2 separate regions of the Mus musculus genome follow, and region 1 is linked to region 2. The links are chromatin loops, found by intact Hi-C in ENCODE. Cell type or tissue: left cerebral cortex. All regions are shown on one strand. Each heading gives the region's core, and the rest is flanking DNA. Links, peaks and the distances in the headings are about the cores only. Region 1 overlaps Slit3 (slit guidance ligand 3). Region 2 overlaps Slit3 (slit guidance ligand 3).

What was found. A loop is a pair of places that touch in the nucleus more often than their neighbours do. Peaks named below come from ENCODE experiments on the same cell type or tissue, not always from the same donor. Only the 100,000 strongest peaks of a DNase experiment are listed, where the experiment ranks them.
Region 1: a loop joins it to region 2, with 5 times the contacts of the local background. A loop is called at or near these places in 1 of 42 quality-filtered maps.

Annotation. Positions count from the first base shown.
Region 1 is chr11:35,337,539-35,349,028 of GRCm38, reverse strand. The region is part of intron 4 of Slit3 (slit guidance ligand 3); the gene reads right to left. Among named protein-coding and RNA genes, the nearest start is that of Gm46277, 55 kb to the right of the region's middle. In left cerebral cortex, for the core only: no CTCF peak of the experiment used is centred there; DNase peaks (open chromatin) are centred at 6,338, 9,336 and 9,642.
Region 2 is chr11:35,389,837-35,401,326 of GRCm38, reverse strand. All of the region lies in intron 4 of Slit3 (slit guidance ligand 3), which reads right to left. Among named protein-coding and RNA genes, the nearest start is that of Gm46277, 110 kb to the right of the region's middle. In left cerebral cortex, for the core only: no CTCF peak of the experiment used is centred there; DNase peaks (open chromatin) are centred at 2,791 and 5,786.

The sequences.
Region 1 (11,490 bases), core at 2,434-10,433, 52 kb after region 2:
TGCTTTCTGGAGCCTTCTATCACATATGGAACAGATGGATAATCAAATAAATTTCAGGTAGTGATGTGTTCTAAGATAATCAAGACAGAATAAGATGGTAATGACTGGCTGGGGATGGCCTTTCTGAGAGAGTGACATTTCAGATTAGACTAATTAAAGTCAAAAGAGTTGGACCCATGGCACTGAGGCAGTAGCAAGTGTGGAGGGCTTCATCTGCAGTAGTATGAAGCTGGAGTTGATTCTGCAAATCATAGGAGACCAGGAAGACAAGCTTGGACAGACAGGTACAACCCAGACTGGCTTGTTTCAGGTACAACTTCAGAGGAACATAGAGTCTGAGAGGTCACTTGGGCAGTCTTCATAAGTCCAGGAAGGTGCTGCAGAGCCTTGGCTGGGGCAGCAGAATGGGGCAATCCATCTCGTAAGGTAAAGAACGTGATGAAGAAAGACATGGTCTGATTGGGAGGCAGAGCTTTGCTGTGAGCAGCTGGAGGCTTGCTTTTCTTCTTTTCCTTCTCTCCTTTCCCTCCCTGGGGATTAACCACCCAGGACCTTCGGAATGCTAGGCACATGCTGGCCTCTTATCTCTGAGCCACATCCCTAGCCAATCTTCACTTTTTCATAAGCTCAGTGGGTTTCACTTGTGGATTATGGACTGGGCAAGCTTCCCGGCCAGGAGAAGCAGAGTCCAGAAGATTCCTCAATTACTATGGCAGTTTCCATCCTGTCTGCATTCCATTAAGCCATGTGTGTTTATCCATATTCACATCTCCACGTGCTGCCTTCCCAAGCCACCTTTGGAGAGGCCGGGCATAATTGATTTGTCCTTTCAACATGTGTTGTTAAATTGAGTGATTTTGACATCACATTGCCATCAATAGGGAGGTTTGACTTACAAATTATTCAGTGCATAGAATGGATCACTGGCTACCTCCCAGACATGCAATCCTTTCAGAGAGAGAGAGAGAGAGAGAGAGAGAGAGAGAGAGAGAGAGAGAGAGAGAGAGAGAGAGAGAGAGGAAGAGGGGCTCTGAGTGACTTCAGCATCAGCTGCTGGCTTCCAGGACCTGTGCCTATTTGAGGCAGAATTCCTGCCTTTCTTGCAGCTGTGGATTTCATGGTTTCTACTTCACAATCACTTTAAGAGACAAGGGAGCAGATTGGCGGAGCTGATGGTGCCCCACAGCTGACTTCACAGTCCTGGAGAGAAAGGGGGTACCCTAGCAGGGGAGGTGGCCTGGGGCCACAGAAGGAATGCCCTATCCAGAGTCAAAACACTCCCAGGTCTTCCTGGCTACCCATCAGCCTCCCACATCCAAGTTGTGTGACCTTGTTAAGTGTCTTAACTTCTCCCAGCCTCAATTTTTTTCAAGCTATTAAATAAAACACCATTTGCCTTATCTGTTCCCATAGCGACAAAAGTAAGCATGGCAGAAGTGAAATGGTATCAGTAATTTGAAAACAATGCACTCGCTATTTCCCCATTGTGGTAATCAGGATTGCACACACACACACACACACACACACACACACACACACACACGTGCCAGAGGCCTGAGATTTGACGGTCTCCGTGTAAAATTCATGTGGCCCACAAGGGCAGGAGTGCTCATAATCTTCTAGCCATGTATATAGAAGGCTAGAGGCAAAGCCTATGGGGTCTACCATGTGGCTCCAACACAAGGCAGGAGAGTGTCCCTAGACAGAAGCAGAGGGAAGAAGAGGGGGCTATGTATAGTTCCTAGAGAGAATGCTTCAGAGAACCCGTGGAATGTCGGTGGGGGTCAGAGGCTGAGTGTGCTGGGGGAGGATAAGTCTCTGATGATAAGAAAGGAGGTAAGGCCCACGAGCCTCAGATTCAGCATGACTGACAGCCAATGCGAGGGAAGGGACCAGAGCTTCCCATTGGAGCTAAGGAAGTAACTAAGGAAGCTACTTTGTCCTGGCCTCTGGCACTGTGTGGGTTTCTCTAGGCTGCCTCATTTAGGAAAACAAGAAGCCGGCTTGAAATACTGAAAATTCAGCTCAAAGAGAATATGTAACTGGAAAGGAGACTAAGCAAGAAGAGATAGCTTTGTTTTAAAGAAGAGAGTTTGGGAGTTTTTCCATCCCTTTCATTGGTATAGAGGCTGACAAGATGTAATTGGTTACAGAAATGACCAAGCAACTACTTTGTGTAAGGTATAAACATAGTCTGTTCTGTTGAACAGAAGGAGGCAAGCATTAGTGCGGGTGTTGGGGGTTCTTGAAAAGGCTTTTGCTGAGAACCCCCCACAAATATTCTCTGCCTGTCCAAAGAGCTACCCATCAAATGGCCTTTCCCCTGAGCCTTGTGACACCTTTGTAAGGATGTGATGGGGCCGATACTGATGCGTATGCTTTCCCATCCAAGCCCCTAATACTGTTCAAAATTCTGAGCCTGCATGCTTGCTTTGAAGGTGGTACTTTGTCACACTAGGGAGAAGCCAGGAAGGTAGGCTGGGTTATGCTGGCAGGTCAGTCAGAGAGACACACCAGCTTAAAAGCATGAAAGTCAGAGAGAAGCTGCTCATACATTCGATGGACTCTCTGGGAGGTGTCAAGAGGTAGGAAACTTCCTCCTGCCTGAGACAAGAGAACTGAGGCATTCCATAGCAAGTCGGGAGCAGAGTCCTGTGCTGGGAGGTGTAGATGGTTCTGAAGGCTGAGAGGGCATCCCTGTGCCTGCAACATCCCCCATGAAAGTCAGGCTGTGTTCCAGTATGAGCACACCTTGCTGTGTTGGCACAGGCTACGGGCAGTCTCGCTCTGTGGAGAGGGTGTTAATTTCTAATCCTGTTCCCTGTTTGGGATGCACTCCGTGCAGAGATCTGGATAAGAGGCTGAGAGCTGAAAGGTGGAGTAAGGTGCCTCAGGTTGGGAAAATGCTCCTCCCAGGGGAAAGATTTTCCCCTGCTTCAATGAGCAGCAAAAGGAGAGCCCCCAGAATACTCCAGAAGGCCTCGAAGGCAGTCTCACACCAAACATGGTATGGAGGCTGCAGGCGGCAACCAAGGAGCTCAAGGGTGGGAGAGTTCACCCAGGGAGCCGAGAAGAGCTGGCAAGACGGAGGTTCTCACGTCAGTCATAAGCCTCCGGAACTCTTGTCATCCTTGAGCTGGGGCCAGAGCTGATCACAAGCTCATGGCATCCTTGACCTTCTTGTTAAAGAGTCACTGTCAGAATCAAAGGGAAGACTGCAATTTCTCGGGCACTAGACCGGGGAGAGTCTATGGGGCATACCATTTGATGAAGGTTCTTCCCTCTTCCAAGGGGCAAAGTCAGGCAGGGTGAAGAAGCTCACCCTTCACATGTACCGAGCATAGGGATAAAAAGAGTCGTGGTATTTACGCACTTCCTGCTGAGCCAGACTATGCTATATGAGGCATTCTGTAAGGATTGGCCACTCAACCTTACAGCGGGCTATCAGGGTGGTCTTAGGGTCACTACTCTAGAAGGACACTGAGTCATACACCTAAAAAGCACTGGTGTTCAGGGAAGCAAGGATTCGAACCCAGTGCTGTGAGTTCCAAAGGCCTTGCTTGAATCTACAACATACTACAGAAAGTCTCAAACACATTCAGCCCCCAGCAGCCCCAGGGTCGACACCAAGAGGCAGCTGGAGTAAAGTGCACTAGAGAAATGGCTCAGAGGTTAAGAGCACTTGCTGCTCTCCCAAAAGGATGCAGGCTCAGCTCCCAATACCGACACAGGGCAGTTCGCAACAACAGAGCAGGTGTGATGCGCATGCTTGTGCGCCCGCCTCCCTGTAAACATGATGAGATTTTCATGCTGGAGGTGACAGCGTGGAGAGGTAGAACTGGTCCTCGTGATGAGACTAGAGCCCTTATGAAGAGCCCATGCAGGGACTAGCGCAACCACCCAAAAGGTTGACAGCACTTGCTGCTCTTCCAGGGGAGCCAGGTTCAATTCCCAACACCAACACTGGGCAGCTCACAACCACCTGTAACTCTAGCTCCAAGAGACCTAATGGCCTTTTCTGGTACACATGGACCATGGACACATGAGGTGCATATACACTCAGGCACACATACATGCACATTAAATCAATCAATCAATCAATCAATCAATCAATCTTTGTAAAAGGTGAGTGTGTGTGTGTGTGCATACCTATGAGTTCTCATTAAGAAATCAACAGTCTTCAGCCCAGAGCAGACCCTTACCACACACAGCCTGACCATGATAACCTGTCTAGCCCCGTGGAGAGAGCTCTCAATGTCTCTGCCCAGTGGTGTTGCTTCCATCCCCACTTCCTTGGAGGTGATGAGCTACAGTCACCAGATGAGTAAGATTTCTCAGGATCTCCAGAGCACTGTGTAATTTCTCTCCCTGACCTCATGTCTGTCACATCACATGACACGACCTTAGTTCCGGCTCCTCCCCGAGAGTCCCGCTTGAGGCTTGTCAGGAGCTCAGGGATCTGCAAAGAGGAGCTGTGGACCATAAGCTGAATGCCTTTCAGCTTATGTGTGAGGCACTGCTCACTCTGGGTTCCAGTTCACTCTGAGCCAGATTAGAGAGATGAATGACTATCCGAGCATCTCTGAGGGAAAACACACCAATATCCTTCCCGGCTTATACTAAGTGGGAACTACAGTGGCACCCAACTGCTGGGAGTCAGAGACACCAGGACTCAAGTCACTTTCCAAGCAACTCGCACCTCTCATTGGCCTGGTTTTCTCATGTGCCTCGTGGGGCCGCTGTGGGGTTCGATGAGTCCATCTCCTAGCCTAGTTCAAGGAATAATACTCAGTAGATGTAAGTCACTTTTATTTTCCCATAAAGGTTCCTTGCTGGCTCACTAAGGGCTGAGAACGCTACTTTACAATGATGGCAACGGAACCTCCCCCGGCAGTTTGGTTCACTGTTCCACGAATGGAAAGCGCTGGATGGATTTATCCCATGTTCTAGAAGATGCTCAGGGTCAACCTGGAACTTGAGCTGGGACACGGGTGTTCTCAAATTTTGGATCTGTATTCATCCTGCATAATTTTCCTTTAGTCAGAACAATACATGCCACTGACCTTACAGAGGCTCATCCACCCACAGCCTCAACTCCATGGTCCACCATATAATAGCTGTGGTTGTAGTCACAGCCTGTCAGCTGCACCCACTGGGGCTCAGTGGAGACGCCCTTTTTGCAGTATCAGTTAGGTCTTCCATTCTGTCTCTGTCTGACCCTCTTACAGAGTTCAACCCAGTCCCCACACAAGATGGCTCTGCTGCTGTCCACAAACCTTATACACAGGATCCATCTGTGTTTGGCCAGGAAGACTGTGAAATAACATCAGTGGGATGTTCCCAGCCTTAACTGGGAAAATGCTAGATAGATTGCCATTAATCTAAGTTCACAATATACCCCTGAAGAAATATCCCTCACAGTGGGAGAAAGACAAGCACCATGATGAATGAATGATTCCCTGCCCCGCCATGCTCTCTGGACAGAAAGACACCCAGGCACAAGACGCCCTGCCTTGAGCACAGTCTGAATCCATGTCATGCTAGAAGAATTCCATGCAGTTAGTTTGACACAAAGGCCTGTGTGTGTGTGTGTGTGTGTGTGTGTGTGTGTGTAAACTTGCTCAGGAGGAAACCTTTCCTAACTAGAATTGTGTTTTACAGTACACTTATTGCTCCGTTTTGGTATATTTCTTGTCCTTTCCCAAACTCAAGTATAAAACCTGCACAAATTCATGCTTCAATGACTGAAAATACCCACAGGCAAGAGTGTGGTCATGCTAAATGCCAGACAGGGGCTACTACAAGCTGTACACACCAGACTCTAACTGGCCACACCAGAGCAGGTCCTTAAGTAATTACCTCTGCATCCTCCAGGGTCATATGAGTCTGACCATCCTTTACAGAATTCCTCTTCTGCCTTGCTTTAGATCCATTCCAGAAAGGAGGGAATGTGAATTCCTACACGGAGCAGACAGCATCTTTTTGTAATCTCTCCCTCACCCGCCATCTTTAGTCTTTAATCCCTCTCCTGTCCTGATTCCCTTCTGGAATGGAAAGGATAGGGACAATTTTCTCAGAATCCAGGCTCTCGAACACTGCGACATTCCAAAAGTTTCTTGGATACTTTACTCTGTCTTTATACCCTATTAGGGACTCTTTGCTCCAGGATCCATTCCACCTAAGACTGTTTTTAACTTCCTCCTCTGTGTGCATGGGATGCAGGGAGATCGTAGTGAAAGTTTTATATGTGCAATGTGAACACCATAAATCAGGGCCCTGGCAGTATTTAAATCTGTGAAATGCAAAGGGAATTTAAATAACAAGTCAGCCACACAGGCAGGTGGCCCCGAAGCTCTGGAATGTGCATCTCACGCTAACAGCTCGCACGTTTATATTAAGGTACTAGAAGCAGCCAGCAGAAGGAGAAGAAGGTGTTAACAATGACTGCAAATATTTCCTTAAGGATACATTTCCTCTATTTCCTCCAAACATAAATCCTGACAGCATGAATTCTGGATTTATTCACAGAGAAGACTGCTTTTAATTTATTGGATGATATGAAAAAGCCATTCTCTAATCTATACTGGGATAGCATATTGGTTAAGGAGATGTACTTAGCAGAGTAAATTACTTTTGTAAAGGAAAAGCTTAAACTACAAAACCAGCCCATTGCTAATGCACACCTTCCATTGGGCTTGGTGTCAAAAATGGCATTCTGTTACTGTCTTTTCCTAAGAAGATACATCTTCTTACATTGTTACAGGTCGTACTCAGCTCTTGGGACACACCTTCTTTGACTCCCTGGAAGGACACTTATTGAAGTGGGAGGGAGATTAGGGGAAAGAACTTTTTGCCAGTTCTTGGCTCTGGGAAACTGTATCTTGACTCTCTGGATGGCTGGAATGGAAACTCACTTTCTGCACTTTAATCCAATCACAGCAATCATGGTCCCATTGGTGAATGCCCAGTATGTGGCGGGCCTTATAGCATGTGAATATTTTCTGATATGTGATCTCATCTGCTACTTGCAAAGAGTCAGCATTTGGATTTTTCTCTTTATAACAGATACAACAGAGGCAGGGGGGCCGGAGGAGGGTGGGGTGGGTAAGCACTCTGACTCTGGTCACAGAGTTGGAAAGAGACAGAGGCAAAGTTGACCGACATCTTGCGGGGTTTCATAGATATTGATTCAACAGTTGGCCAGAGCTTAGTGTTCCTGTTCCTCGTGCCTGCCTGCTGCTACATCAGCTCGACCCATGTCCTCTCTCTAATCTATTGTCCCGGGAGATGGAACTTCTTTCAGTATCAAATCCAGTCTAGGCACGGCAGCCGGGTTCTAGGGATATTCCTGTGATAGGTTGGACATTGTGCATAGATTTCCATACTACCATAGCTTTACGGCAGGGCAGCTCTCCTCCCTCCTTGTTTTAACAGAAGGGAAACTGAGAGCTTTTCGGGCTCTTCTCCAGCACTTAGTAAGCTGTTTGCTTGGCTGGACACTATGAATTTTTATCACCCATGGTTACTACTTCACTTTATCTTTCACACTTTTGCTTTTAGAGAGGTGTGAGAAATATTAATATGGCCCTTAAAGAAACAGAATTCAGAGGAGAGAGGTTCACTTCTTAAGCGGCCCTATATAATAATACCGACAGAAAGATTCAGTCAGCTTTCAGCCTGCGGACACCACCCACAATGCTCAGAGAATTAATTCCACAGAATTGAAAATGCTCATAAGACTCTTCCACACCTGCCCCAAATATGTTCTACCCAAGGTGTTAGGATCAAAATGACAGAAGCAGCATCCCCTACCCAATGGATACCATCACACTGAGCAGGGCCCAAAGTTCCAGGCATTCTTATGGCCTATTTCCCCCTTTTGCCCCTCTTGAGTAGCCTGTCTGTTATATCCTGGTGTTCCCAGAGGCTCTAAGCCAGTGACTCTTGAGAATACTTTTGAGTCAACAAGTCACCAAAACCATCATCCTCTTTTAGATTTGACCTTTTCCATGACCTTGCACTCAGCCACATCAGGCACACCCTGCTTACTGCTAGGGAGTGTAGAGGACAAGCTGGCTTGGCCAGGACATCCTTGGTTCCTGGGAACGGAACAGTTCTCTTTCCATGGCTCTGAGCCAGTGTGAAGGTGAAAAGTGTCAACCGCCCAAGAGCTTCACAGGAGCTCACAGATCTCTTTCTAAAACGACATGTATCTCTTTCCCTTTGTCACTTCCGGGGGACGGGGGAGGGGGAGGGCGGAGAGAAAGAGAGAGACAGAGATACATAGAACACACAGAAAGACAGAGACAGAGAGACAGAGACATAGAGAGACACAAAGGGAAGACTCCTATGAAGAGAGAGAGAGACAGAGACACACAGAGAGAAACATAGAGACAGAGAGACAGAGGCAAAGACAGAGAGACAGACATACACAGAAAGGTAGAGAGACACACAGACAAGAGAGATAGAGAGACACAGGCATAGAAGAGACACACAGAGAGAGACAGAGAGAGACAGAGAGACAGAGAAACAGAGAGAGAGACTGTGACAGAGACAGGAGACACACAGAGAGATACAACGACAAAAGCAATAGAGACAAAGGACAGGAGTCAGAGAGAGATTGCTGGAGACAGAGAGGGTCACAAACAGAAATGAAATACATAGACACGGGGAAGCAGAGACATGAGACAGATACGAGAGACACATAAAGAGAACACACCACACACACACACACACACACACACACACACACACACACACATACATTCAGTAGTTACATCAAAGGAAAGGCAACTAGAAAGTAACATGTTTGAGCAGAGAATGGTCCCTGTTAACTTCTGGAGCCTCTTAGTGGTAAGCTCAGCAGCTTTCGATGTCTGCTGCCTTTGTGTGGGATAAGTGTCTTTCTCCATTGGCCAGGTGGGGAAACAGAGGCTCACAGAGGAAAAGCAGCCTAGCTAAAGCTCACAAAGCTACAAACCTGGTCTAACTACAGAACAGTGAATAAAACCCAGGTTCGCCATGACATTTACTGCGTGGCTTTGTCTAGAGTTGGCTGCACGCATCTGGAGAGTCTTCAAGGTTGATTCTTCAATCCTGAACCCAGAGTTGATCTTTGCTTCCCTTTAGCATGAAGTGATGATATAGGCAGCCAGGGGAAGATTTGCTTTTTAGTGAAGTAGAACTGAATCCTTCAAAAGATACATGATCCCAAAGTTAGCATCCCAAGGTGGGTGAAGTACAAAAAGAGGCAGTTTCCAAAATAAGAAATTCAAAATTAAAACAGCTAACAACCACCATTCTTGAAACCTACAAAGAAAAAAAAAACCACTTAAAAATAATAGTTCGGTATGCTTAAAAACACATGTAGAAGTAACCACTCCTTATATAGTCTAAACTGCTCACATGTTCAGCCTCTTTAGAAGACAATGTGCCAGGGCCTACCACTGATAATCTCTACAGCCTCTGACAAGTATCTCAAGTGTTCACCCAAGGAAATAATTATGGTTTGTTTTTTTAATGAATTGATAAGTTGCCAATAATAATATAAGCTTTAACGTCATCCAAATGTTCAACAAAAGACAGAAATTAATAAATTATGGTTACATTTATGTAATGGCATCCTTGGCAGATCTCAAAAGGCATTTTGTAGAAGATGATTTAATGGCGTGGGAAAGCACCCGTGATATATCGCTATGACAACAACGTGCCATTTGTGAAGAGAATAACAGATTAAAATCCATGCCTAAAAAAAGACAGAATAAATAAGCAGAGTCAACATGAATAGTAATTATGCATGTTGCATCCTTTCTTTGTGGCATATCTTCATAAAGATGTCCATCCTCTTCTTTATCCTTTCAGCAAATGTGCATGTGAAGGTCGACGAAACACAGTGTATCCAGACAGACAGAGGATAGCTAGGCAGCTAGGATAAAGAACAGAGCCGACCAGCAGCCGGGGAGGCAGCCACAAAGTGCTTGATGTGCAAGCGTGAGGACCAGAGTTCCATCCCTTCTGTGCTTGTTAAAAAGCCAGGTGTGGCTGTGCATAACTTATAATCCCAGTACTGGAGAGGCATAGACAGGAGGATTCTTGTGGCTGGTTAGTCCCAGTCTAGTCAGCAAGTCCCAGACCAGTGAGAGACTCTGTCTCAACAAATCAAGGTGAGAACTGACACCTTCAACTGACCTCTGCTTTCTGCTCCTGTGTGCAGCCATACACAGATCACAAACACGCACACATGAACATGAGAATGAAAAAGCAGATTATCACCTCATAAGGGCAATGGGCCTCTGGGAAATTGATCCACCTCTAAATCCTCTAAAAACATCTCAGGAGGCAGAAAGAAGGTCACAGGTTCTACTTCAGTCCAGCGAACCGTGACACTGTAGCCTTCCTGCCAGCCGGCTGCAGGCTCACCGACAGGCATCCAGGTATTTGAGCTTTTCCCAACCAGTGACATAAGTACGCTTCCGGATATATTCCAATAGGTCTAAGTTTTCTAGGAACCTCAAACTTCAGAGAAAAGGAAGTGGGCTGTGTTGTAATTAGCACCGTACAATCACACAGTCCTGGCGCTGAGGGTCTGCACTTCTGCACCTGCGGGCTTCCCAGCCTTGGACTCTCACCAGCAGCTCTGAAGTGCAACCAACGAAAGAGAGCACGCTCAGGCCAGTTGCTGCCAGCACTCGGGGCATCATACCGAGCAAGAACACTTGAGGAAAATTATTTAGCTATGATCATTATTGGCTGCTTTTAATCACAATAATGAACTAATGCAGCAGTACTTATGCTTGGGCAAGTCAAAGAGTATCCATTAAAAATCTAATTAAAAGCCAGTCCTTAAGAAGAACCGTGGCTTATTTATCTCTCTATTAGGTAATAGAAACCACTGAACGGTACAGCTTGGAAATTTTCCACTAGTCACGCTGGTAAGCAGTATTCCCTTTTCGGTTGTAAAAGTACAATAAATCCTGCTTTAAGGGAACTCCTGCTAGGCTTCAAGAAGAGAGACGAGAAAAGGAAGAAGAAGGGGAGAGAGAAAGAAGAAATGTTAAGAATAACATTTCTATCCTGCCATTTTCAACAAAACAAAATAACCCAACAACCCAGGTATATATTTCTATAAGAAAAAAAAAAACCTTACAGACAACAATCTGTTAATAGTCAAATGAGATGCTTTCGTGTGACAATGAGAGTGACTGGTGGTGGGCAGTGTGGATAAGGAATAGCCCACGAAGGGCCCCAGATAGCTGTGCTAGGAGGTTCCCAGTCCCCATGGCGCAGAGCCAGCGGGGTGAGGAACAACCTTGCAGATGCCGTCAATCCCCATCTGGTCTAGGCTGGAGCAATGACGATGTGCCAAGTTGAGCACTGGTCCTGCAGAGAGAGAGCCACCAGGCAGGATGTCCAGGAACTCAGCCCTGTGCAGGGTGATCCTCGAAGGAGTGTGTGTCTGAGGCTCTGGAGCCTGGAAGGTGGCTGACTTCT
Region 2 (11,490 bases), core at 2,360-10,359:
AGCCATGGACACATCCTCTCCTTTTCCCGACTCTGGTCAAGTCTCTGGATTTCTCTTAGTGTTACATCTTCAAAAAATAAATGCATCTGGGATTACCTACAGCATATTAGTTTCTAGCAGCAACCAACTGATGGTTTCTAGAGTTGGTTAGAATTATGGTCACCCGGAGGTTGGGGAGGATGCAGAGGAGAAACCGGGAACTAGGAGACAGGCTGTGATAGATCAGGCTATGGAACTTTGGGAAGAAATGGTGGTCGAGAAAAGGACTTAGCAGGTAACTTGCAAATATCTTTGTTCCAGAAGCACTAGAGTGGCAGGTTGGGGAGCTCTGGAAAGACTCTGGAATCCATAGATTATAAGCCTCAGGACTCTGAAGAGCAAACAGTAATCGGGAGCCTTGGTGTTGGGAGAGGAGGCAATGCTAGCCAATGCAGACAGATAAGACCCTCCCTGGAGGCTTGGGGGAGACACTGAGACTCAAAGGTAATTAGACTACTACTTGAATACAGTTGGCTCTCCACATCCGTGGGATGCAGACCTGTCCAGGTAATCCATGAACTGGATGGGAAATTCTTGAAGAAAGAACTTGACGGACCAATTTCATTCTTGGTATTATACCCTAAAATACAATTTAACAACTACTTGTATGTATTTATGTTGTGTCTGGTATTCTATGTCACCTTGAAATATATGGGAAACCATGCATAAGTTATGCTGCAAATACTATGCTATTTTCTACAAGCACTAGTAATCTTTGGTATCTATGGGGAGTCTTGGAACCAATCTCCCATGGATCCCGAAGGCCGACTGTGATGAAACCTAATGCTGTTTAAACCTCACTGTGTCAAGTATCAAGTATTCTACTTTACAAGTTCAATCGTCCATCTTTTCTTTTTTTCTTTTTTAAAGATTTATTTATTTATTATATGTAAGTACATTGTAGCTGTCTTCAGACATTCCAGAAGAGGGAGTCAGATCTCCTTATGGATGGTTGTGAGCCACCATGTGGTTGCTGGGATTTGAACTCTGGACCTTCGGAAGAGCAGTTGGGTGCTCTTACCCACTGAGCCATCTCACCAGCCCTGTCCATCTTTTCTTTATCCATGGAATTCCTTTTTTTTTTTTTAAACAGTTTCAGTTGTCTGTTGTTGACCACTAACTGAAAATATTAAATAAGAAGTTCTAGAAAGACAAAATGTCTAAGTTTTAAATTACATTCTCCATTAGCACAGCAAAATCTCACACTGCCTGCTTTGTCACCCCCAGGGTGCTGATCTCTCAGTTCAGTGTATCCAGACTGTACGTTGTATCTGCCCTTTCGGAGCTTTCTTGAATATAAGATTAGCTGTCACAGTATCAGAGGGCTAAGTTCAAGGAACCCTTATGTAGCAATCTATGTATTAATACTTCCTTTATATAGAACAGGAGTTTATGACAAGGAGAGATCATCCTTGTATGCTTTTTATCATAATATGTTGTTGCTGTAGTTGTTTTATATTTAGGTAGGTATTAATCTCTTATTGTGCCTAATTTACAACATATTGGGGAAGGTTGTTGCTATCATTGTTTTGTGATGATAGGGATCAAACCTAAGGTCTCTCTACTGCTGATACCAACAGCTCTGTGCCAAATTTAAAAGGGACACTTGACTGTGGGCACAAAACTGAAACCTAATCCTGGCCTAGTAGATAGAATTCAGTCTGACCTACAATTCCAACCATCAAGCAGGGACTTGGCTGTCTTATTTTATGCCTTGGGGGGCGGTGTAGACAAGGTATCTCTTTGTAGACTGGCTGTCGTAGAATTCACTCTGTTCTCAAACCCAGAGATCCACCTGCCTCTGCCTCCTGAGTACTGGGATTAAAGGCGTGCGTAACTACTGCACCAATTTGTAAAGCCAATGAAATCAGAGGAAAGTTAACAGTCATCGTTAGCTTTATATTTCTGTGGGGAAACTGAGGCACAGAGGCATCTAGTATCTTGCCTAACATTGGTAAGGGAGTGGAGTCAAGAGTCAAGCCAATCCAACTTAGGAGTTCCCTCTTATCCATTCATCCAGCACATATCCAACTCCTCTAGATCTTCACCAAGCTGTCAAGCAAAGTGAATAGCAAACAGATATATGGTTGTATGGGTGGGCTCGGGGGGGGGGGAGGAGAGGAAATGGGGAAACGAGGCAATTATATTCTAAATCTCAAAATAAAAGGGATAATTTTTTAAAAAAGAAAAAGCAAACAGGTTTCCTGCATTCACAGTAGAAAGCCATAAACAAGGGAGCTGTTACAGCTCTCTCTCTCTCTCTCTCTCTCTCTCTCTCTGTGTGTGTGTGTGTGTGTGTACAAGCACATGGGGAATAACACTAAGAAAAATTAGAAACGTAGATTATATAACAGGATAAACACAAAATCATTTGAATTCTGCTATCAAATTAGATGATTAATTACTTGATTTTAATATACATTTACATGCCCTATCTACTTCTAATTGTAAAACCATAGTCATGGTTTGCACAATGAATACAAATCTGAGTGTGTCTTCTCTGGACACTCCCTAACTAAGGGATGAAGGAAAGTGATTTGAACGGTACTAGGTGACAGAGGAAAATGTCACTAATGTACTGTCTGAAAGCTGAGAATCCTCACTATCAAGAGAGCTAGCTCTTCAACGGAGAGGATCCATTTGACACATTTGCAAATAAATGACTCACATTCTCAGAGGATTACAGTTCCCATGAAACTGAATCACAGCATCTTTAACAGTGGCTTCCCTCACTCACTCCCAACTCTGGTCTAATTGTGTACCTAGCAATCTAGCACCAAGATGGCACCTTCAGTCTCTATACATAGCCCAACTCGAATGAGGCCAGCAGCTGGACACCTGTGCCTCCCTTCTCTCATGGAGCTTGAGAACACAGAAGGACTGTGCTTCAAGCCACGTTCTGCGTTGCCTTTGATTGACCTGGAATTACCCATCCTCCCCGCACCCAAAAGTTCAGCTGTCAAACATCCCATACGGTGGAATCCATTAATACACACAAACAGCACCTAGCCCAGTTCAGGCCCAGAGTAGAAGCTCCATAAAACTCCCAGGAGTTTAGGATGGCTGGTGGCAGCTGGGGCAGAGGGACACATGACATGACTTCTGTTGCCAGGAGATTTCTCTCCAAAAGGAAGGCCTTCCTCTTTTCAGACAGGGAGAACAGACACATGGCGCCAGTTCGGCAAGCACAGCTTTCCGAGGAGCCCAACCTGCTGTCCCCTCTCGGCAGATGCACCATCTCTCTAGGTTACAGTCAACAGGGGACGTCTAAGGGGCCACTATTCTTTCCCATTGCACAGCAGGGTGACACTAACATGGATCCTTTTTCCAGTGGACAAGGGAAAGGCAGAGGAGATAAATGGGCTGAAGTTTCAATTGAAGTGAATATCAATAAAATATTCTTTCCTAGATGTGTACAGCACAAACCCATGCAAGAGAAATAATCTGTGAACCCCAGTGACCCCAGGGCTGTGTAGATATCCACAGAGCCTTTCCTGAAGTGTTGAAATCCCTCATGACACCACTTTTTACTTTCCTCAAAAGGTTGAATTCAGAAATGCCTATGACTCCACCCTATTCTGACCCCCAGAAATCCATCACATAGACATTCCCCTAATGAACAAACAGTACAACAGTGGGTGCTTCAATGGCCAAATATGCATGGTCATGCTCCCCTGGGCTGGTAAGTGATCAGGCTACTCCATTCACACCCTAGAAGGGGTTAGGGGAAGACTGCTCTTGGTTTGGAGGGTCGTGGATACCAGTGTTTTGATGGCCTTGGCTGGAGTGAAAAAGCAAGTACGTCTGAGGTGCCTTGTGAGTGGGGTGGTCTGACCAGGGAAGGCTGTATGGTGTATAGCACACTCCAGCTCATGGCCTACCAAGCATGGGGCCCTTTCTGTTTCTATAGCATTATCCTATGAGTATTGTAGGTTCCTTCTGTGAGACAGATTTTTCTTGGAGCCATGAAGAATAGGGGACTCTCAGGAAATCCTGGTGACAGGAAGACACCTACTCAGGAATTCCCTATGTCTACTCTAGTCAATGGCCTTTGACTTTTGGATGTGACCGTCAGGAACACAGCACAATTGCCAGCACCCTCCCTTCCGTCAACACCCATGTTCTTCCAATTGTGATGCATGGAAGTTGGGCATGAGAATTCATACCAGGATCGGGATGAGCTGAGCTCAGATGCCCCTTGATGGGATGGAGCTGAAGAGAGAGGCATCCTCCCGCTGAGAACCATGACTCTAATTGAAGGTTAATCATACCATTTCAGTGTCAGACTTGAGCTGTTCTGCCTAGTTGTCCCAGAACTGGGTGGGGATTCCGAAACACCTCTAGGCTTTGCTTTATAGAAAATTAGTTGAGAACCCACAAAACCTGTAAAAGCTCTGCCTATGACCATTGTTGAATTGGCCTATTCTCCTCTCACGCAAACGCTTTTGCCTGCAATTCAGACTCATAAAAAGAGAAAATGAAAGAGTCACAGAGACTACTGCAGCAGATACTGAGGTGAGACGTGGCACCTGATGTCAGAACTAGGAATCGGAGCTAAGCATGGCAAATTCTAGTGTGCATGGGGCACGGAGCTCACAAAAGAATGGCAGGAAACTGCCAGGTGCAAACAGCCATGAACAGACAGACCTGTGGTTACTACCACTCTGAGCATCCAAGAAGTACTTGATAAATATAGATAGGATGAGCCGCATAATCACAGTCCCAAGAAACAGCTCTTGAAGCCAAGACTTTATTTCATGTTGGAGCTTTAGGCTCTAAACCACTCTTGAGTAATGTCTCCTGCCAATCTGTCACTTGAGTTGCTTCGGAAACCTTTCCTTAAAGGAATTCCACACCCATAAGAAGTTTATTACTCTGTCATCCCATTTGTTAGGCTAGTTGTGATACGTCAGAGGAACGTAAATAATCCCATTCAATTGAAAACAAAAAACAAAAACCAAAGCTTTCTTGCAAGCATTCAGAACTTTTGGCATCTCAAGCTCCGTCTGCATTTTTCCAAATGCTGGGCTGATTTTTTTCATGACTGTATGTTGAAAAAGCCATGAGGGGCGGGGTGCGCAAGACTCTCAGATGACCCTTCAGGAGAAACCTGTCTACATCTGGCTCTCCTCTGACACCTGCTGTATCGAACCTGTTTCCTTTGTCTTATCCTGGGAAAATGTACGTTTCTCGAACCGTCGCCACATATTCATCTGTAGACACCTTTCCCAACTCAACCACTTGAATAAATGACTCGGTTTGCTTGTAATGAACTTTTCCAGTTCAGCCTCACCAACAAAAAGATTAGATAAAAATTACCAAGTAACTGAAAGGTTCAGAAATCAGCTGCTTTGGCCTTTGTTTTTCTCTCCTTAGGTGTTTATGGTGGAGTGGGAATGGAAACTCGAACACAGACCAATTTCAGGTTCCTGTCAGCATCTCATGACAGGTCCTAGATAAACCCCATAAACTGTGAAAAATGGACAAGTCTTGGTTTTGATAACCTACCCTGGGATGAGGACCAAGAAGTTAAAGTCTCTGGATTCCGGAATTTTATCTCATGTGTTTTCCAGTGATTAATCCCAAACTTATCTTATTTCGTCAACAGTTCCAACAAGCCAAAAGGGACATTTTGGACGTCTGGCTGTAGCTCTTCTCTCGGCCCCAGCTTACCAGTGCCAAATGAAATGCTGATTAACCAAAAGTGCCCCTCCTCCCCCTTTTCCTGGCACGCGGAATTGCAAGGCAGCTATAGAGCAATGCTCTGGAGAGTGTAGACGTGGGTGGGAACTGCAGACAGGAGAGTTTTAGACTGTGGGGAAGGCACTGGTGTTGAAGAGGAATAGGAAGCAGGGGTCCAGGGGTGAGGTTGTGGAAAAGCAACGGGGCTGAGCTGAACAGCAAACATGAGGCGTTCCAGAGAACGCTGGAGAGAAGGGTCTAGAGGGAAAGGAGTGTCAGAAATAGGAATTGGTGGAGATTGAAGTCAGGTGGACAGACCTGGAGACTGGCTGTGAGGGGTGTAGTCCCAGGAACCACTGCCTATGATAGTGTAGGAGAGCCAGATGCTCTGATACTGGTGAGAGGGCAACAGACATGAGAAAGGAGTGACAAAGAACTGGGGGTCCGATTTAGAAACATCAGCTGGGTAAAGTAGGTTGGGGTCTAGACCCTTTGTGTTTTCCCCTTGTTTGTGCACTGCCCTAACTGTGTGCTTTTCTCCTCATCCCCGGACTCCATCCATCATCCATGCGCAGTACCATTCACCTACAGCATCTTACCCACAAAACCCTCACTTAGTATTCCTAGAAGCTTGGGTGAATCTCCCCCTGAATACCTGTGAAATACAAGCTCAAAACGCTGCTGAAATGAAGGCTTAAACCACACCCAAACCAGCACATGGCTAGAGAATGAGATGCTAGCCTCAGCCTCATGTCACATTGCCTCAGACCTCTGAAGGACAGGTGTACATTTGGGAAATCTGCCTTGGTTTATGGACCCTTAAGCTGATTGGGAGTTGGTGACCCATCCGGTCCCTTTCTAAAATCCTGGTCCAGGGAACCGACTGGAACCTTTTACACAGTTCTGAGTTGACAAACCTTTCACTGAAATCCTTTAACCTATCTGAAGCATATAGGATATAAACTTTGGCTTCTACGCAGGTCGAAGGTTACTGGGTAAATCTCTTCAAATCTCCCTGCAGCCTTACCAAGGGCTCATAGGAGGCTTTAGTGCCCTCTGTGGCGGGAGTCAGACTCAATCAGCTTTCTAGAATGTTCTATGGTGAAGGCTGCTCTTCTTGGCTCTGCAGGCCACCCTTTGTCTTTTTTGAGGTTCTCATTCAGTACTGGCCTTTGGGGAACTCTATGGGGCTACTATGCATGGACCAAAATGGCTAAGCAGTAGTGTTTGTGTGCGTGTGCGCACATACACACGCACACGCACACACACTCACTCAGGGCAGAACCAGGAGAAGTAAGCTGTGAGTCTGTCCTTCTCGGCCTGCTGCTGGGGGAAGAGCTGGGCTCACTTGTGCCTGTGATTGCTCTGTCAAATCAATTCAAGAGACCATAAAGATATAAGCACTGAACAGCACCATCACGGGACTCTTATTTTTTTCAAGGCTCCCTGCCAGATATAACAAGAATAAATATGAAATGGCTTCATACTCCAAGCATGAACTAATGTTGGGGCTGGGGCTGATAAGTAAGAAACAGCTAAACAGACTTTGACACGGTGACTCTGGAGAGAGCAGTGTTCTCACTGGAAGTGGGGGTGTGGGGATTTACAGGGGCTGTTGAGGACAGAGCTGTCTGGGAGAGGTTCCTCCCTCATAAAAAATCCAGGCCCCTGCTGACTGATTCTCACGTTAGGAAAACACGGGTAAATCACCAGGACAATCCAAGAATGGTTCCCTATGTGCCTTTTGAGCACTGCGGCCCTCCTTCCTTATCTGGTTCTAATTTGCTTCATGGGTGCTGTTCCCAGTCAATTAATTGAAAGGATTTTTGGCTCGAAGCCCATAACCCACCTGGAAAAAAACAAAACAAAACCCCCGAAAGCCTCATATTTTCCTGTCTCAGAGAAGTAAAAGGAACAGGACTCACCCCTTCCTGCATCCCTGCTGGGTCAGGAATGGGTGCCTAGGACACAGGTAGGGAGGGATAGCTGGCTGGACCTCTCTCTGTGCAGGGATCTGTGGTAAATCACTGGCTTTCAAAGTCTGAGGGAAAATAAGGCCATTATGAGGCTTTTAAGATCAACCATAATAGACTCCCTACAATTTGCTTCTCTTTGGCTGTCTTTATGGACCCCCTGGGCTTCCCTCAGTGCTTGGTCTGACACTCCCCAGCATGGTACTGAGGTAAGAGAAGGGTTAGGGGGCAGTTAAATAGATCTGAGGCAAACACTACCTCAATGACAGTCTCACTAGGCAGCCTTGGTCATACAGGTTCACCCCTCAGCTAGGGACTGAATGCTTGTGTTTCTAATAGAAGTCAGATGGCAAAACCCTGATGTCCAATGAAATGGGATTTCGGTGAGATCTCCAGTGACTGGATGAGATCAGGTGAGTAAAGTCCTTGTGATGTCTCCAGGGCCTCATGAGAAGGGCTCAGAGAACTTTAAGAGACAATGGGACAACAGGCTGGTCTAGAGGCCAGAAGAAGACCTTCACCAAACCTGACTGTACTGGTCTCCTGATCTTATCCCAGCCTCTAGAAGAATGGGAAGCAAATTCTTGTTTACAATTCATAATCTAGGGCCTGAAGAGATGACTCAGTGAAGTGCTTAACACATGATCATGAGAACCTAAGTTCAGATGGCCAACACCCATGTAAAAATCCAGGCACAGTAGTGAGTGGCCAGTTGGTTTTGTTGATTTAGTGAGCTCTAGGTAAAGTAAAGCAAAATAAAGTAAGAAAAATAGTTATGGAGAGAGTTATAGAGAAAAACAGCTGGAGACAGAGAGATGGCTCAGCAGTTAAGAACACTGACTGCTCTTCCAGAGGTCCTGAGTTCAAGTCCCAGCAACCACATGGTGGCTTAGAACCATCTGTAATGAAATCCAATGCCCTATTCTGGTGTGTCTGAAGAGAGTGACAGTGTACTCACATACATAAAATGAATAATTAAAAAGAAAAGAAAACAGCCAACGCCAAGCATTGGCCTCTACATACACAGTATGTCTTATACACATGTACACCCCTACACACACACACACACACACACACACACACACACACACACACACACACACAGAGAGAGAGACACACAGCCTAGTCTGTACCCCTCTGTTACACTGCACTAAGACAACTTCTGCTCTTGTTTCTATAAAATAGAGAATGTAATGCCTACACTGCACAACTGCCAGAAGGATTCAGGGTGATGCATACGGAGAGTGGTGGGCATGACGGCCACTGAGGTTGCCACAGTTACCACAGTCTTCACCGTTACCACCCCCACCATAGCATTTTTTCCACGACCTCAGCCACAATGGAATAAGAAGAGAGACACTACCCGCAACCTGGCTCAGCAACACTCCCAGTGATTGGCAGGTGCCGCTTACATCGTAATTCCTGCCGTTATCCTTAAACTGGGCGATAAGGATGAAAGAAAAGACAAACTATAACATTCATACAGTCACTCAACAAATACTGGCTGTGTGCTCAAGCTCCCAGCCTTCCCCTAGAATCATGGGCGAGTCATTAGCAGGGAAGACTCAGGAGAACATCCCCACCTTTGCCCCTGGGGCAGTAAAGGCAGGGGTGGGCAGAGCTGGGAGAGCACAGTACAGAGCCTGACTCGCTGCTCATGTTTGTGTTATAGCCACATGGCAGCTCAGAGAACACACCAGGGCTGTGGGCCCTCAGGTGCTGTGGATCTTCTGAAAATGCTCACGGAAACTTTGACCAGTACTTATTAAGTTCGATCCAATATTAGGCACTGTGTTGGACCTAGGAGAGTCAGCCTCACCCGGGCTTGTCCCATATGTGGAAAGGATAGGCTGACAAGTGACAACCACCCTTCCTGGCACTTACGTCCGGAGCCCTCGACAGCCATGTTTTGAAACTGTGCGACTGCAAGCTCTCAGCCAAGGCCTTCTCCTCTCTAACCATCGATTTCAGTTACAGGATTATCTTGACAACACGGAGGGCAAAGATTAACGTTCCCACTGAAAGGACGGATGGACGGGACAAGCAAAGAGTTGGGCTCGCATCCGATTTGGAAATCCTACGAGCTGGTTCCCCATGGCACAGCTCCCCGTGGGATCCATTAGGAAGCTGCCTCTCCCCACGTCTCTCCTCACTATCCCCCAGCCTCCCCCTTCAGCACATAAACTGTGCTCTGGGACTGAGAACAGTGTGTTTTTTAAACAGTTAAATCTTTCATTGCAGACCAATTAAAATTTAAAGTCAGCCTTTCTCTCCCTCCCCCTCTCTCCCCCTCCCTCCCTCCCTTCCTCTCCCTCCCTCCCTCTCCCTCTCCTTTCTGTCTTTGTCTGTCTCTCTGTCTGTCTCTCTGTCTCTGTCTCTTTCTCTCTCTCACACACACACAGTCATCCCTACCTCTCTGATCATAAAGAACTGACAACCATCTGCTGGTTACCACTAGAAACAGGATTTCAAACCCTGACAAGAGGGTACCCTGTCACAACCTCTTGGTCCCTCCCTTCTAAAGTTCCTTCTGAGAGCTGCTGGGTAGGGTCTAGATGTCTCTCATTGAGAACATCCAGAGAACGCCTGTTCCAGGACACCATAGCTTACCCCTCAGCTTCTTGAGCATTGTCAGGCAGAGAGATCATGTGTATGTACCATAGCATGCTGTCATATCATATAGCTATGCCCCCACACCCAAAAGCTACCTGTGCACTCTCCAGATCTCCAAATTTTGGGGTGTCCTCCTACTCTGTCCTCAAGATTCACTGTTGGTGTCTCTTCCTGGCTCATGAAATACTGGACGGCTCCTTTGTTCCAGCCATATTGTCTGCATAGTCTGTGGGTCCCAAATAATAGACTCTAGTGTGGCACTAGTCTGGGTTAGTGCCGGTGTCTCTAGCTATGTGAGAGTGTGAATGTGTTTGCATGATACCTCTGCCTGTGTGTGTGTGTGTGTGTGTGTACACGTTCCTCAAGGTGCAAGTTCTGGAGTGCATACCGGAACTCCACTGATGTGTCCAAACCAGCTGTTAAGGTTTAACAACTTTGACTTCCTCAAAGCAGAAACCACCCCTCCAGAGCTCCTCTCCGTGAACTCTGTCACAGCTGAAGATGGCCTTCGGCACTGTGCTCCTTCTGTGCAAGCATGTGGATGTGTGTACACAGACACACAAGCAGTTACACTTCTTGCCTTTAAAAATCTGTTCACAAGGAGGAGTGTCTGACGCATGGGACATAATTGTATTGGCTCTACAAGGGATCTCTGAGGCTTAGGGGAGAGGCTGTGACCAGATCCTGGAACAGTGCATGATACAAGCTGGAAAAATACCTACTGTGCTCAGTCAGATGGGCCAGGAGCCAGAACTGAGGTCCTGGCTGGATTTCTTCATTAGAAGATAGATTCTAACTTGACTGACTACCTAATTATATTAGACTAAGCACGTGAAGTCTCCATCTGCCTTCTTTCTCAAATGGGACAGATTTCTGCCTTTCCTTGGCCCCACACTCACTTTATTCCAGGAATGGCATCTGGCATTTGTTCACCAGGCCTGGAGGTGTTGGGTGCTACAGCAACCCCTGAACTTGGATTTCCCACGTGATCCTCCCGACCGGCTCTTGGTGAATGTATTTATGTGCTGTTATTCTGCATTGAATGGGTGAGGAAACTGGAGTTCAGAGATTAAGCAACTGGTGGGAGGTCACACAGCTGGTACGTAAGCAGCTGACGTGCACAAAGGCAGTTTGACATTTCTACACCCAAGGTAGCATGTCAACGTGAGCAAAAATTACTGCC